3 separate regions of the Homo sapiens genome follow, and all the other regions are linked to region 2. Evidence: chromatin loops called from intact Hi-C (ENCODE). Cell type or tissue: heart right ventricle. All regions are shown on one strand.

The links. Peaks named below come from ENCODE experiments on the same cell type or tissue, not always from the same donor. Only the 100,000 strongest peaks of a DNase experiment are listed, where the experiment ranks them.
Region 1: a loop joins it to region 2, with 10 times the contacts of the local background. A loop is called at or near these places in 49 of 110 quality-filtered maps.
Region 3: a loop joins it to region 2, with 11 times the contacts of the local background. A loop is called at or near these places in 47 of 110 quality-filtered maps.

What each region holds. Positions count from the first base shown.
Region 1 is chr16:66,354,770-66,359,769 of GRCh38, reverse strand. No RefSeq gene overlaps it. Among named protein-coding and RNA genes, the nearest start is that of CDH5, 9.4 kb to the left of the region's middle. In heart right ventricle, a CTCF peak has its summit at 2,100 (motif pointing left); a DNase peak (open chromatin) is centred at 2,129; H3K27ac peaks cover 2,083 bases; H3K27me3 peaks cover 184 bases.
Region 2 is chr16:66,481,047-66,486,046 of GRCh38, reverse strand. It overlaps BEAN1 (brain expressed associated with NEDD4 1), which reads right to left. Exons shown (of 5, transcript NM_001178020.3): 5 at 3,214-5,000. It overlaps LOC124903698, which reads left to right. Exons shown (of 5, transcript XM_047435016.1): 1 at 1-4,883. The coding sequence starts at 898. The coding sequence ends at 1,503. Among named protein-coding and RNA genes, the nearest start is that of BEAN1-AS1, 7.1 kb to the right of the region's middle. RefSeq lists a silencer at 1,028-1,097 and an enhancer at 910-1,890. In heart right ventricle, a CTCF peak has its summit at 2,130 (motif pointing right); DNase peaks (open chromatin) are centred at 706, 986, 1,646 and 2,156.
Region 3 is chr16:66,342,476-66,347,475 of GRCh38, reverse strand. No RefSeq gene overlaps it. Among named protein-coding and RNA genes, the nearest start is that of CDH5, 22 kb to the left of the region's middle. In heart right ventricle, CTCF peaks have their summits at 2,535, 2,739 (motif pointing right) and 4,986 (motif pointing left); no DNase peak of the experiment used is centred here; H3K27me3 peaks cover 1,749 bases.

The DNA of each region.
Region 1 (5,000 bases), 130 kb after region 2:
GCGTCTGAGCTGGTCCCGGGGAAGGAAGCTACTAGGAAAAACTCAAGTCCGATTGGATGGGACTGACTGCACAGGCTGGTGGAGACCTCGAGGATCCTCCAGCTTCACCCACCTGCCATGCCACTGAGAACCAAGAGCGAATACAGAGAGGTTCCGACCAGCCAAAAGAAGGAATCTTTCCAGCCTCTGTGCTAAAGCTCAGAGACATGCCTGTTAACTCTTGGTTTATGTACAGTCCTAACAAGTCAGGTTCTCCAGGGAAGAGGGGCACAGTGGTAAGAGCAGTGGGCTTGGAACCAGAAGCCCCAGTTTTCTGATCCCATGCTCTGCCGCTGACTGCTCACCAGTGCTTTTTGTCTCAGTTTTCTCCTTTGTGAAAAGGTCGTACCTTGCCATGTTCTTCTGAACTCACAGGCAGCCGGAGTGGGTCACATGAGTAACATTTCTCCAAGTGCTTTGTAAACTTGGATGCCTCTTCCATTCTGAGAGAGGGCACAGAAGCTCTGGGCTCCACCCCTGCGTCTTGCCCCATGCAGCGCTTCCATTCGGCTGTTCCTAAGTTGTATCCTTTGTAATACATGAGTAATCAAAAGTAAAGCCCTTCTCTGGGTTCTATGAGTCATTCTAACAAATTATCGAATCCGAAGGAGGGCTGCGGGCAACCCCCGAAGTTGTAGTTGGGCAGGCAGAAGCGTGGCTCACTTGGTGACCCTGCTTGTGGCTAGTGTCTAAGCCTTTATTAACCTGTGAAGTCTGCACTAACTCTGGGTAGTTAGGCTCAGAAATGGCTTGAATTGTTGGAAACCCAAGTGGTGTTGGAGAACTGGACAATTGGTTGTTGTTAGGAAAAACCCACACAGCTTCCTTTGCGTCAGGCATGGAGCCTAGTTGTTTTTTTTTTTTTTTTTTTTTTTTGTGCTGGGCAGTTGTTGAGGGTGATAGGGTCTTGCTCTGTTGCCCAGGCTGGAGTGCAGTGGTGCAATCATGGGTCACTGCAGCCTCAACCTCCTGGGCTCAAGTGATCCTCCTGCCTCAGCCTCCTGAGTAGCTGGGACTACAGGCACGTACCACCAAGCCCGGATAATTAAAAAAATTTTTTTTGTAGAGATGGGGCCTCACTGTGTTGCCCAGACTGGTCTTGAACTCCTGGACTCAAGCAACCTAGTGTTCTATATGCATCAGCTTACCCACTGTCTCTCTTTCTTTGCAAGACAGTGGTTCTCAAAGTGTGGCCTCAACCAGCAGCATCAGCAAATCCTGGGGTACCACCCCAGACCTGCCGAATCAGAAGATCTGGGGGTGGGACCCAGCAATCTGTGTTACTAAGAGATTCCAGTGATTCTGATGCATGCCCAAGCTTGAGAACTGCTGCCCTGGAGCAGAGATCCTCACTTCAGGCTGTGCCCTGGAACTGCCTGGCCAGCTCCCCTCCCCACATCCAAGTAGTATCTGGGGAAGGCACATGTAGAGATTCTGATTTAATTGGCCTGGTGGGGGCTGGACTTCACTATTTTATTTTTTTTGAGACAGAGTCTTGCTCTGTCGCCCAGGCTGGAGTGCAGTGGCACGATCTCGGCTCACTGCAACCTCTGCCTCCCAGGTTCAAGCGATTCTCCTGCCTCAGCCTCCCGAGTAGCTGGGCTTACAGGTGTGCACCACCACACCCTGCTAATTTTTTGTATTTTTAGTAGAGACGGGGGTCTCACTATGCTGGCCAGGCTGGTCTCGAACTCCTGACCTCAAGTGATCCCACCCACCTTGGCCTCCCAAAGTGCTGGGATTACAGGCGTGAGCCACTGTACCTGGCTGACTTCACTATTTTGTAAAGCTCCCCAGGAGGTTAATATGCTCCCAGGTCTTCCAGCATTACCTTAGGAGGTAGCTACCTCTCTTAGCTCCATTTTGCAGGTGCATAGGTTCTGGGAGATTAAAGGGCGTGCCCAAGTTATATAGCCATGTAAAGGGATGGGGAATTCTAAATCCCTGCCTTTCCACTTCCCCTCCTTCCTCCCATTCATTGCTTTTTGCTTTATTTAGAACTGTGTGGTTTCCCAAGCAACTTTCTTTGGAAAATTAAACAATTCCTGATGTCGCCATCTAGTGGCTAGCGATGAGAACAGATGAGCCTCTTCTGGACTTGGCAAGACGGGGCTCCTGGAGGACACACGTGGGAAGAGGAAAGGCCATCATTCATAGTTGCTCAGGCAGATGCTTTTGGGACACTTGGGTTCATTTTCCCAAAAGGTGTCCTTTCAGAAGGACAGTGGAATGAAGATGGGTTTCGTGTTTAAGAGCTATTGGGAGTTCACTCATGAACCCCAGGAGAAGCATGAGGTGTGGTCCCCAGGCAGGGGGAGGCACAGAGGGATCCGGGATGAGGGGGATTCACCTGGGCAGGAGAGCTTGACCTTCCTGCAGGGGCTGGCTCACCTTTGCTTGGGCACTGACTCATTCCACCATCAGCCACTGTGGGCCAGGCCCGAGGCTGCACTCGCCTTCAGACATCAGGGGAGAAGCACAGAATATTCCAGGTGCTCAGTCCTTCGTGATCCAAGCTGGTCTGTTCTTGGCCATGGGCAGAAGCTCCTGTGGAGGCTGATGGGGCGAGGAGAGGGTCTTGCCTCCAACTGGGGGAACTGAGGTGGCTGTGGGGGAGGGGGACAGCTTCTTGGAGCCTGTGCCCAGGGTCTAAATAGGAGCCCATAGGTATGACTCAAATCCAATGGCTGCTCCCCACCCTGCTGGCTCTTGTGGGGCCAGACAAGAGGCGCCAGAGGATGTCTCAGGACTGATGTGCTTGGGGTTCTCACCATGGCAGGGCACGGAGAGAAGTAAAGCTGTCTGAGAAAGGAGGGAGTGACTGACTACGCTCAGGGCACTCACAGGGTGGAATTCTTTTGTAAAAATAAATCTCAGTGGACAAAAGAGATTTAAGGGCTTGTACTATTGGAAGGTAAAGCCTCTAGCCTGGAAGCTTACCATTAGATGTCGTGTCTTTGCTTCTTCATGTAAACGCTGTTTTAGCATCTGTTGTGTATCAATCTCATCTGATTGCAGCCTCTTTTATTCCCAAACACATACTCACATCTCATGGGAGGCAAAAATTTCCAAGGAATACAGTTTGGGACACATTGGCCCCAAGGGAGGTCTCCAGTGGTATGCCACAAGATTCTATTCCAGGCCCATCTAGACTAGCATTCTTTTAAAAAATTAATGAATGAATTAATTATTGAGACAGTCTTGCAATGTCACCCAGGCTGGAGTGCAGCGGTGTGATCATGGCTCACTGCAGCCTCAACCTCCTGGGCTTATGGCAGCCTTGACCTCTCAGGATCAAGCTGTTGTCCCACTTCAGCCTCCTGAGTAGCTGGTACGAGAGGTGTGCACCACCATGCTCAGCTAACTCTTAAATTTTTTGTAGAGACAGGGTCTCTCTATGTTGCCCAGGCTAGTCTCAAACTCCTGACCTCAGCTGATTCTCCCACCCCAGCTTCCTAGTGTTGAGATTACAGGTGTAAGCCATTGTGCCTGGTCTGGACCAGCATTCTTTATCATCAACTTAGATGAAGACGATTGTCTACTGATCCAATCAATGGGCTCTTTAAACCCTGATGGGATGGAGGATGGGCTGGACAACAGGGTCAGGATCCAGAGGTCTTGTCAGGGTGAGGAAATGATTCAAAATATCAATAGGAAACATTACAAGGATGAGTTGAGGGCCCTGTATTTGGGATTGGAAAAAAAAAGTCAAAAGCAGCTGCCCAAAGATGGGAGACAAATATGAGAGAAACTGAGGACCACTTGGTCAATGGTTGGGATAATAATAGTATTAATAAAATAATGATAGCTGACATGGACGACCTTATTTGACCTTCACAACAATGCATGAAATAGGTATTATTATTGATCCCTATTTGACAGATGGGAAAATTGAGGCTCCTAGAGGTTAAATAACTCAGAACCTCCCTCAGGGCCTGCTGGTACCATGTTCATTCCTTTCAGGGCAAGCAGAGAATGTACAGGAAACAACTATGGGAAAGTTTAACCTAAAATAGAACAGGGTTGGGCGCGGTGGCTTACGCCTGTCATCCCAGCACTTTGGGAGGCCGAGGTGGGCGGATCACCTGAGGTCAGCAGTCCGAGACCAGCCTGGCCAAAATGGTGAAACCCTATCTCTACTAAAAATACAAAAATGAACCAGGTGTGGTGGCAGGCACCTGTAATCCCAGCCACTCGGGAGGCAGAGGCAGGAGATTTGCTTGAACCTGGGAGATGGAGGTTGCAGTGAGCTGAGATCGCACCACTGCACTCCAGCCTGGGTGACTGAGCGAGACTCTGTCTCAGAAAAAAAAAAAAAAAAAAAAGAAAAAGAAAAAGAAAAAAAAGTAGAATAGGAAGCCATGGAGGTAGTGAGCTCCCCATCCTTAGGGGATGTTCAAGTGTAGGCTGGAAAACACTGGCAGTGCTGTTGTGGTAAGGATCTCAGCAACAGATAGGGTCTAGAAAGAAATAATATTTAAGGTCCCTCTTCCCTCTGCAATTCTATAATTCTGCTCTAGCAATTTATTTCTTTAAAGTCAAGTTTATGATAAGGGAGGACTATATTTTTTCCACATGGAATGTATGCTTTATTTATAATACTTTGGGGTTTCTTCTATGACAAATATGCTCACTATATTTCTGAGTTCTAGGACTTGTGACAAATTTTACATGACCATTTAGGGTTTACATTTTCAGCTGATTATTAAGACATTTATAGTTTTTGCACATTTATATTTATGACATTGGGTTGGTCGTATTTATGATGTACTGGACGCCTAGCCATTGGTCAGGAAGCCTGGCTGAATATCTTAACATTGTTTCTGCGGGAAAACGTGTCTTGCTTTACGGTAATTCATTTTATGATGTGGATTCAGAAACTCAGTGAATTTACTCTGGGAGAAAAAACTCAACAGCTACGCAATTTGGGGAAGTCTCGTAGATTTAGAGGCAGATGACCT
Region 2 (5,000 bases):
ATGAAGGCACTGTGGTGGACAGCAGAATCCAGAGAGAGATGACATACCTGCCCATATTCCCGGACTTTCTGGATCCAGCCATGCCTGACTTGGACAATTCAGTAAGTATTCTTCCTTGCTCATGAAGATTCAAGTTGGGTTTCTGACTCTTGCAGTTGGATAATGAGGCTCAGAGTGGCAGGGAGTGGAGGGTCCTTTTCAAGGGATGCTCTTCTACTCCACCACACAGTTCAGATGGTGCCAGCCTTGGGGTGGGCTGTGGACCAGGCAGCCACTGGCAGTGGAAGAGAGACAGGCAGCCCCAGGCCCCCAGGAGTCATGCTGGTGAGATGGTCAGTGGTGGCATGGCTGAGGTGGGGACGGCAGGGCCTGAGGACCTGCAACCTTGGATTTCTTGGAGACATGTTGGGCTGGCACAACTGGGCTGCCACCCTGGGGGTAAAGATCTGCCCAGCCCCCAAGCCCAGAGATACCCGGCCTGATCTAGGCAACCAGTCCTGGGCTCCAGAGAGTTCCTCTGGCCCCGAGGACGTGCAATGTGGGGTGAAGCAAAGCAGAGACCAGGACAGAAGATTCACTTCCTCAGACGATGAAGCTTACTGTCTCTCCACCGCTCATGCCAAGAGCCTGGACATGCAGGTGGGCATGGATAGGAACAGCTGAGTGGGAGTGTCAGTGGCACTGGAGTATGCAACACCAAGTGTGTACGTGCACAAGCTCTAAGTGAGAAGGGCACTAGTGTGTGTGCACCAAAGCTGTCTGAGCAAATGTCCACGAAACCACAGGAGGTGGAGCTGAGGGATGCTACATGTGAGTGTGTGCCAGGGGTATCTCTAGGAACTTGGGAGGGGCCCCAGTGTGTGTATGTGCATGTGGGCTTGGCCAGTGTGACAATGGATGTTCCTCGTGGTGGCTGTGAACAGCCTTACTCTGTATCAACCCTCCTTCCGCCCTCTTCTGGGCGATGCCTGTTGCTTGTGTGTGGCAGCAGCTGCTGGAGCCCTTTGCAGAGACCTGGGACCTCACCACACCCATACACGGGGACCCAATGATGGCTCTTGTGGACTATCACGATGGCGTCATCGCCAGCACGGTGACTCCCCTGAAGACTTTTTTCTGGCCAGAGGAGCCCATTTGGCCTCCACAAGGGGCAGGAATGAACATTCTCCAAAGGGCAGCCTCCAAAAATGTCTGCTGAGCATCAGGGTACAAACAACCCGTCTCTCCCACCTGAGGGCGGGCGTCACTTTGAGGTGCGTTCTACTCTGTGTCTCAGAGTCACCAGTGGGACTGCGCTCAGTGGCCTGCAGTGGTGACCTGCTTGGTGACCCCCTCACTGGCTTCCTTGCCTTTCTTGTTTCCTGCCTCACTCCATCTGGTACTCCTGGGAACACTTCCCTAACCAAACTCTCACCCACATCCTCATCCCAGGGTCTGGCCCTGGGGCCCCTGTCTCCATCGTCCTGTGATGCAGCTTCACCTTCCATCTCCTTGGGCCTCTGATGAGCCCAGGTACCTGGGGTGTTCTCCTTGGCCCCTGGCACAGACAGGCGGCATCTCCTTAGGAATGTGCAAAGGACCTTGAATGTGGTGCCATATGTGACACACCACAGCATAGGGCATGTCGTGGATGGAGGAGCAGGAAAAGCCAAGAGCGTGACAGTCCCAAAGGCCTGTGGGATCCTAAGTCTTTGTGGTGGGAGCTGGGTGTCGGTGTGGGGTGGTTTCGGTTGGGGGCAGCACATGGCTGGACACCATCACTGTGGAAGTTTCTGCATTCATTCCCAGGAGGTGGAGCCCCAGAGCACTGAGGTGGCACCAGAGCCATGCCTAGTGATGTTCAGAACAGAGGGCATGCAAAATGATTATTTTGCTTACAGAGAGGGGGACATAAGTGTCAGGCTTTGTCCAGAGAGTGATGCTGGCGGGGCGGGGGTGAGCCCCAAAAATGGAATACTTGAATGGGTTCAACCTCATAGAACATCTCAAGGGTGGAAGAAAAGCCCAGGGTTAAAATGACGGGTTTTGTCTGCAATTATGAGTGCTGGTGGGTATTGTGTTTCAAGGTGAGAGGAGGGGCTTCCTCATTCTTCAGGGCCTGACTTGTTCACTTTGAGCAGTGGCAGCAGCGAGCCGGCAGGTGGCAGTGTGGGCTCAGGGTGGGGGTGATAGGCGCAGCAGAGCCAGCCTTGGCCTGTCCAGCAGGGACGTGGGCTGGAGAACCAGAAGGATGAGCCTATCTCGTGGTCTTTCCCCCCGCTGCACCCTCCTTCAGGATTGCACCCCACTTTCAAGGCACTTGGGGTCTAAGACTATATTAATGGACTATTCGAATTTTGGATTGCACCCCACTTTCAAGGCACTTGGGGGCATCTAGGACTATGTTAGTGGGCTCTATTGGAGTTCTGGTGGGAGGGAAATGTGACAGAGGAAGGGGCCCAGGCTCTGTCCGCTAAGAGATCAATAGCCCAAGCCATGGTGTTGTGGAGGGCATGGAAAGGAAGAGGGGAATTCCTGCAGAGGGTGAGACAACAGCTCATTTCAGTTTCATTGCCACTTTCCTCTCTTTCCTGGTGGTACAAGCCATCAGGGTGCTACAAGCCAACTCCTGTTAGAGTAAAACGTGTAGTCTCTGAAGTTCCTAGAGTCAGGTCCTGAAGTTGATGGCCCATCCTCATGACGTTACACCAGCCATGTCTCAGAGAAATGATGCCAAGTTTCAGTGAGGTTAAAAAAAAAAAAGCAACTCCTGTAAGGCACTGACTATCCAAATATCCACATCAACAGGAAAATGACAAGGCTTCAATGGTGCTTAATCTTGAGAGGTAATGAATGGGTAGAGATTGCTAGCCGGAGGTGTATTTTCATTTTGTTGCTATTTAGTGTTTCCTTTTCTTACAAGTTTCAGAAGGTATAAACCCTACTCGGGAGGCTGAGGTGAGAGGATCGCTTGAGACCAGGAGTTTCAACTAGCCTGGGCAACATAGTGAGACCCTGTGTTTACAAAAATTCAAAATCAAAAATTAGCTGGGTATGGTGGTGCATGCCTGTAGTCCCAGCTGCTTAGGAGGCTGAGGTGGGAGGATCACTTGAGCCCAGGAGTTCAAGGCTACAGTGAGCTATGTTCATACCATTGCACTCCAGCGTAGGCGACTGAGTGAGACCCTGTCTGAAGAAAAAAAGAAAAGAAAAAAAGGAACCTTATGCACTCTCTGAAAGTGTTACTTCTTGCTACATTTTATTGATATTATGTATTTATTTTGAACACAGAAAAGATACATTGTTGCTTATTCATTGCCTAGTCCAGGAACAAGAAAAGCTATTCAGCTCCATCTTTCAAACACTGATGAGTAGGTAGGAATTTTTATCCCTTTTTTTCCCCCAGCACTCTCTGGAATTGCAGAAGCAGGATGTGTTTCTTAAAAGAGTCTCATTCCTGGACTGCATTTTAAAGGCTATACAGTACAACAGACAGATATTTTTTGCCTAGAAAACAGTACACCACTAAGGTGGTCAGAACTGCTTGTAAACAAGTCCCTCCCCCAGATGGAGTCTGGGGCTCCAGGAGGCTGCACGCAGGATGCTACAGAACTTCTGGGTGGATTCCTTTCAGCTCCGCACCAGAAGAAATGCTATCTCTACAGAAAATAAAATTCAAGATTGCCATCCTTGCCACTCCTCTGCTTAAGAAAGAGATTACTAAATAGTCTTAGCCCTTCATTGGAGGAACAGAAATGTGGGGAAGCAGGATAGGGTGCTGTTTTTTAACGACGAGGGACAAGAGGTGGGAGGGAGGCAGAGTGATGGCCGCTGGCGATGCTAGCAGGGACACTGCTCAGAGATGCTTGGCTGCCACCCTCTGTGGGCTGGGTCTTCAGGAATCACCTCTGTTACCTGCGTGGTCTTTGATGGAAATCGCTGGGGTTTCTTGGTCAAGATCTGAGCCAGCCTTTCTGCAGCCAGGCTGACCCTACAAATCCCCTTCTGTGGCAGCAAGGCTGAGTAGCCTTCTGGTCCTCTTGTGGTGGCAAGGTGGTATTTATGGGGAGCATATCCCCTTCATTTTGTCTCTGCAAACACCCACGTGGGCAAGGCCAGAACACAGCCACTCACCATCCCCAGCTATGAGCAGCCACCTAGAAGGACAGCACCAGCTCCGGGGTCTGGCTCTGACCCATTCGCGTGCAGGCCACAGTGGTCGGCCAGGCAGGGACTGAGGGAGGGGCCACTTCTCTGCCTCAGAGAGGTGCCCAGGCAGCACTGTGGTGAAGCCACCTGGAGAAGGGCAATGGCCTCATCTTCCTTGAAGACCCTTAGTCCTGGGCAGTGGCTGGACTGATGAGGGAACCGCCGCTGCACACCCACGGAGGGCCCTGCCCATCTACCTGGGGCCTGCAGCGTCAGAGATAGCTCTACTAGCACCACCTGACTGAGGGACTGAGGGTACTGGGGTTGGGAGGGGGCCTAGTGGGCTGTGAGGGCCTCCAGTTTGCGCCTGAGACCCCAGACCCAGGTCCCCCACCTTGTAAGTGGCAGGGTGGTGATGTTGTGGCTCATCTGCCCTGGAATCGAGAGATAGGCACAGCGCACAACGGAACCTCACTGGGGCCTGTCCCGCCTCCCAGGAGGACAAGCTGGCCCTGGGGTAGGGGTCAGGGCAGGCAGCTGACCTTGGATGGTCCAGCAGTTTCCAGAGGCAGAATAGAATTTGGGCGCAGCTTGCTGGGCGAGGGTAGGGGCAAACGGGCCCAGGAGAGGGAAGAGAAAATCCCACTTCCTACTTCGCCTCTCTCTCCGAAGCGCTCTCTACAGAGGCACAACAAACAGGCCGGGAGGAGGGACGGGAGGCCAGGAGAGCTCCACGTTCCGTGAAACCTTTGCAGGTGGGTTTTGTGTTTGTGGTAGGCCTGTATGTGCGCATATTCACACATATGTGGAGCACGTCTAGATCTGTGTGTGTACATGGGGTATGTCAGTGTAGATGTCTGTGTGTATACAAG
Region 3 (5,000 bases), 140 kb after region 2:
GACTACAGGTCTGTGCCATCATGCCTGGCTAATATTTGTATTCTTAGTAGAGATGGGGTTTCACCATGTTGGCCAGGCTGGTCTCGAACTCCTGACCTCAGGTGACCCACCTGCCTTGGTCTCCCAAAGTGCTGGGATTACAAGTGTGAGCCACTGCACCCAGCCTGGGCACATCACTTTCAACACCCTTCCACGAGTGGAAGCCTTTCTCCACTGCCTTCAGGACCAAGGAGTACCCACCTCCTTGTGAGCCCAGTACCCAGCAGATGGTGGATTAGTACTTGTTGGATGAATGAGTGTAGAGATCTCAATGGGCCTTGCCTGCAGTCTCCATTTGCATCCGCCCCCCAGAAAGAACAAACTGAGTAAATTCTGGAAATCTGTGTCCCTCTCCCACTTCATGTATCAGAGAATGGCATGATGAGGAGGCAGAAAGGAACCTGAGAGGCTGTCAAGGCCAAGAGACTGATTTTACAAATGGGTCAACCAAGGCTCGGAGGTGGGTGTGACTGTCCCGGGTCAGGAGCAGAGCTGGGAGGGAGCACTGGGATGGGTGTCAAGAGACTGGATTCTAGTTCTGGCTTTCACACTGACTGGCTGTGCAACTCTGCGAGGAAGATCACTGCCCATTCTGGGCTCAGCCTTCACATCTGCAAAATGGAGCAGCTGAGCTTCGCGATGCCCTCCCTTCAGCTCTGACAGTCTGAGATGTGGGGACTGCATAGAATATCCTTACCTCCTGTGTGTTTTCTGGGTGCTGAGAATGTCCCAGGTATTCTCAGAGTCTAACCACGGGACTGGATATTCTTTCAGAGAACCTAGGTATTTTCGGCTTTCTTCCCCCACATGAGGAGTGGTCAGGAAGGATCAGAGGGAGGACCCTGCCCCACCTATCTCTCCTCACTGTGGGTTTCTACTCAGGCCCCACAGCACAGCCCCATCAGGGCTCTCTGGAGGGGCTGGGGGAGTGGAGCACCTTTTTGACTGCTGTTGTCTAGGAGGTTTGAACTGAGACTGGGTGTGCTGTGGAGGACTTGTGTTTCACCTGGGGCGGCCAGGAGGTGGCTCTGGTATCTGCTTTGTCTGTCCAGGGCTCTGGACAGAGGGATGTGTTTGTTTCCTGGGATGCCATCATTGCTGTCCTCCACCCAGACTGTCCCCTGTGGGCCACCTTTTAGCACCTGTCTCTTGTTGCCTCATCATTCTGCTGGCACATGTGTTCACCGGCTTTCAGTCAGTCTGTGAGGCTGCTTGTGTGCCTCTGAACAGCCTTCATGGGTGCTTGTCTTTGGAGCTTGGAGATTTATTAGAGCTAAAACTGGAAGGCCACGACTTCAGAGAAACCTCTTTTCATTAATTAAGTTGGGGGACACTCCTGGCTGTCTTTGTGAAAGGCTTTGGTTGTGGGCATTGTTCGTCTGTATTAACGAACCTGTGTGTCCTTGCTTTTAAAAAAAATTCTTCTTTTCTTTTTAGAGACAGAGTGTCACCATGTTGGCCAGTCTGGTCTCAAACTCCTGGCCTCAAGTGATCCTCCTGCCTTGGTTTCTGCCAAGTGCTGGGATTACAGGTGTGAGCCATCGCACCTGGCTCCTGTGTGTCCTTGAGTGTGTTTATCTTTTATATGTGTGAGTGTGTGCCAGCCAGATGTGTGCCCCTGAGCGTAAACATGTGTTTACATGTTTGTTGCATCAAGAAATTTCTTCCAGGCTATGTTTTTTTTTTTTTGTTGTTGTTGTTTTAAAAGGATCCCTCCTGCTCCCTTCTCTGTCCATTCTGGGCTCTTGGCTGACAAGAGCTAGTGGCCCATGGAAATGCTCCTCCTGTGGATGGAAAAGAAGAGTGCAGGCCACACCTTGGAGCCTTATTCTGCCTTTGACCTTGGTATGGTTGTGGGCAGAATGGCATCTCAGCACTTACCATGTGACAAGCCATCGGGGCAGAGGCCTGAAGAGGGGTCGAGCTATGCTTGGGAGGAGTAGGACAAGGGATCTTTCCTCATGCTGTGGAGTGATGAAGAACTCGAAAGTGATGGCGAATGCTTATGGGCCAGACATGGGTTCACATCTGTTTCAGCATGTGTTAGCTTTGTGGATTTTAGGAAAATCATGCTCTGAGCCTTGGGCTGGATCATCTGGGTAATGGCTAGGAGTATGATGCTTCATCGTAAATCCGATAATGGGAAGCTGCTGCAGTGGAACTGTCCCCAACTTTTTTGGCACCAGGGACTGGTTTCATGGAAGGCAATTTTCCCATGAACAGTGGAGGGGTGTTTTCGGGATGAAACTGTTCCACCTCAGATCATCAGGCATTAGTTTCTCATAAGGAGCGCACAACCTAGAGCTGTCGAATGTGCAGTTCACGATAGGGTTCGCGCTCCTACGAGAATCTAATGCTGCCACTGATCTGACGGGAGGCGGAGCTCGGGTGGTAATACTCACTTGCCCGCTGCTCACCTCCTGCTGTGCAGCCGGGTTCCTAACAGGCTACAGACCCATACCTCGTCCATAGCCCAAGGGTTGAGGACCTCTGCCATAGATGCTTCTGTGATGATGTACGTGTTCTGTATCTGTAATGGTCAATATGGTAGCCACTACCTGCATGTGGCTACTGAACACTTGGAGTGTGCTAGTGTGACTGAAGAACTGAAATTTCAGGTTTATTTAATTTTAATTACTTTAAATTTAAATTCAAACGGCTACATAATGACTAATGGCTACTATATCGGATCCACCACTAGATGGCAGCACTGGAGAATGTCAAGCAATGAAAGTGGCACAATCTAATTTAGTGTGAAATAAAGTGTGGGCAACTCTTTTCCCCCAAATGTATTCTTTTCTTTTGGTCCATGAACTTCAAGCCTTGGAGTGACTGACCTTTTTTACAGGGACACTAGAAGGCAGCAATGGCCAATCTCTTAATGCCCAATGCACAGTGTTTCTTAAATCCCCTGGTGATGTTTTGCTTGGCTGATGCCTAGCAAGGCTGGGGGGAATGGCTGGGAAACTGGCTTTGCTGAGCTCTGTCCTCTGCCAGAGCTGGAGGAAGGTGGGGTTATGGATGCTCTTCAAGGAAAGCCAAGTCAGCTTGTCACTTGCCCTCTGGCTCTGGGCTGCTCAATCTGCTTCCTGCTGAAACCAAGTTCAGTAGAAATAGAGGGAGGACAAAAGATAGCCTTCAAGCTAGAGTCAAGAGACCTGAATCTGAAGCTCATCTTGGCTGCTTGCCTGCTATGGGATCTCGGGCAAGTTGCTTGGCATCTGTTGGCCTCACCTTCCTCACCTGTGACTCGCCATCGCTGTGATGAGGACAATGATGCCATCTCTACTGACCCGGTACGAGGAGCTGCATCCATACTGCCTCATCATCTCCTTTTGGCTATTTGATGGGGTCTGGATGACAAAACCTCCAATTTGTAGTTAAGGCTACTTAGTCCCTGCCAGATGAGGGGATGAGAAGATTTACCTGGATCAAAAAGCTGGTGAGTAGCAGAGTCAGGACTCAAACCCACATCTAACTCCAAAGTCTGTGCTCTTTCCACCTTATCAAGCCAGCTGGCGTGGATGCTCTCTCCCTCAGACTGTGGGGATGGAGGGGATGATGACCGTGAGGAAGTGGAAGAGGAGGAGGGGAGCAGGGGTACATGACTTGAGTTTCTTCCAGTCACAAATAACTGCTGGACAGCTCTGCCCAGGGACCTGAACCTGAGGGCCTCAAAGTCCTCATCTGAAAAGTGGGCACAATTCCACAGTCGGCTTCCAAAGCTTGCTATGAAGATGAAATGGGATTTTGATTGTGAAAGTGCCTTGCACAGTGGGCCATCGATCAATATTTATAAAGCAATACGTATTCAGATAAAGGAGGCTTATGGGGCCAGTGAAGTGGCCTGGAGAAGGTGGTCCCACAGTCTGGGAAGGTCAGAGAGGAAGCGAGGGGAACTTGGGCTGGGAAATGGGGTGAGAAAAGACTCAGGGTCAGGGGAATTCATGGTCTCTGGCAGAGAAGACACTCCTGGCAGAAGCCAGGAGGCAGTGTTGGAAGCGCTCAGTGTGTATTTTGCTTTGTGTGTTCTGAGGCTCTAGCCCCTTACTGGGGGAGGGGAGGGCCCAGCACACAAATCGCAGGTGGCGAACATAGTTTTTTTCCGCTCCAGTTTTAGGGGAACCATCGATTATTCACACACACCACTGGGGGAGACCGCTCTGGTCCCTTCGGCATCTCCTAGGCTCTGTTCCGGGACGTGGGGTCTTTGTCCACTTCTGAGGGTGGCAGATGTTTCTGGTCCTCCTCCTATGGCTCAGTCTTTTTACTGCCTCACCCACCGTTCCTGGGTTCCCACTCTCCTGCATTGAGCCCCTGCTGGGGGTTTTCCATTGTTCTCCTTCTGGAAGGTGGTGGGGAAGCTTTGAAGGCAGAGGAGGAGAGGGAGAAGGAGTTTCCAGGCACGATATCTGAACATCCATCCACGTAACCCTCACACCACAGAGGTGAACTTCCTGACAGCGTGGGACACAGGCCTCATTGTGCCCCCCTTCCCCTTGAATTATAGTAAAAAATGTCCCTCTCTTTGCGATGTTAACCTTTGGGGTGGGGACAGGAGTGGGCAATGCCAGTCTGCAGGAAGAGGAACGGGGAGGTGGCGGGGGGGGGGCACTCCTTCCACCAGAAAGGAATTTGTTAAGGAGGATGGGGAGAAGACCTTGACCAACTGTTCTGGGAAGTGGGGGCCCCTCCAGCCCTCGAAGGAGCCCGTGCTCCCCCAGGAAAGGCAGCTCCAGCTCACCACCCTCTCCTCGGCTTTAGATTTTGGTGCTTGCTGAGGCTTCCTGGTGTCCGCCTTGCCTGACACATGCCCCACAGAGGAGAGTTCACACACGCAGCATCAACGGGAGCTTAGGGACAATCCCATTTCTTCCTTCCTTGCAGGGAAACTGCAGCCCAGAGGGTCAGGGACCACCCTCCCTGCTGCCCCCTGCTGGCAGCTGCACAGCTGAGTTGTT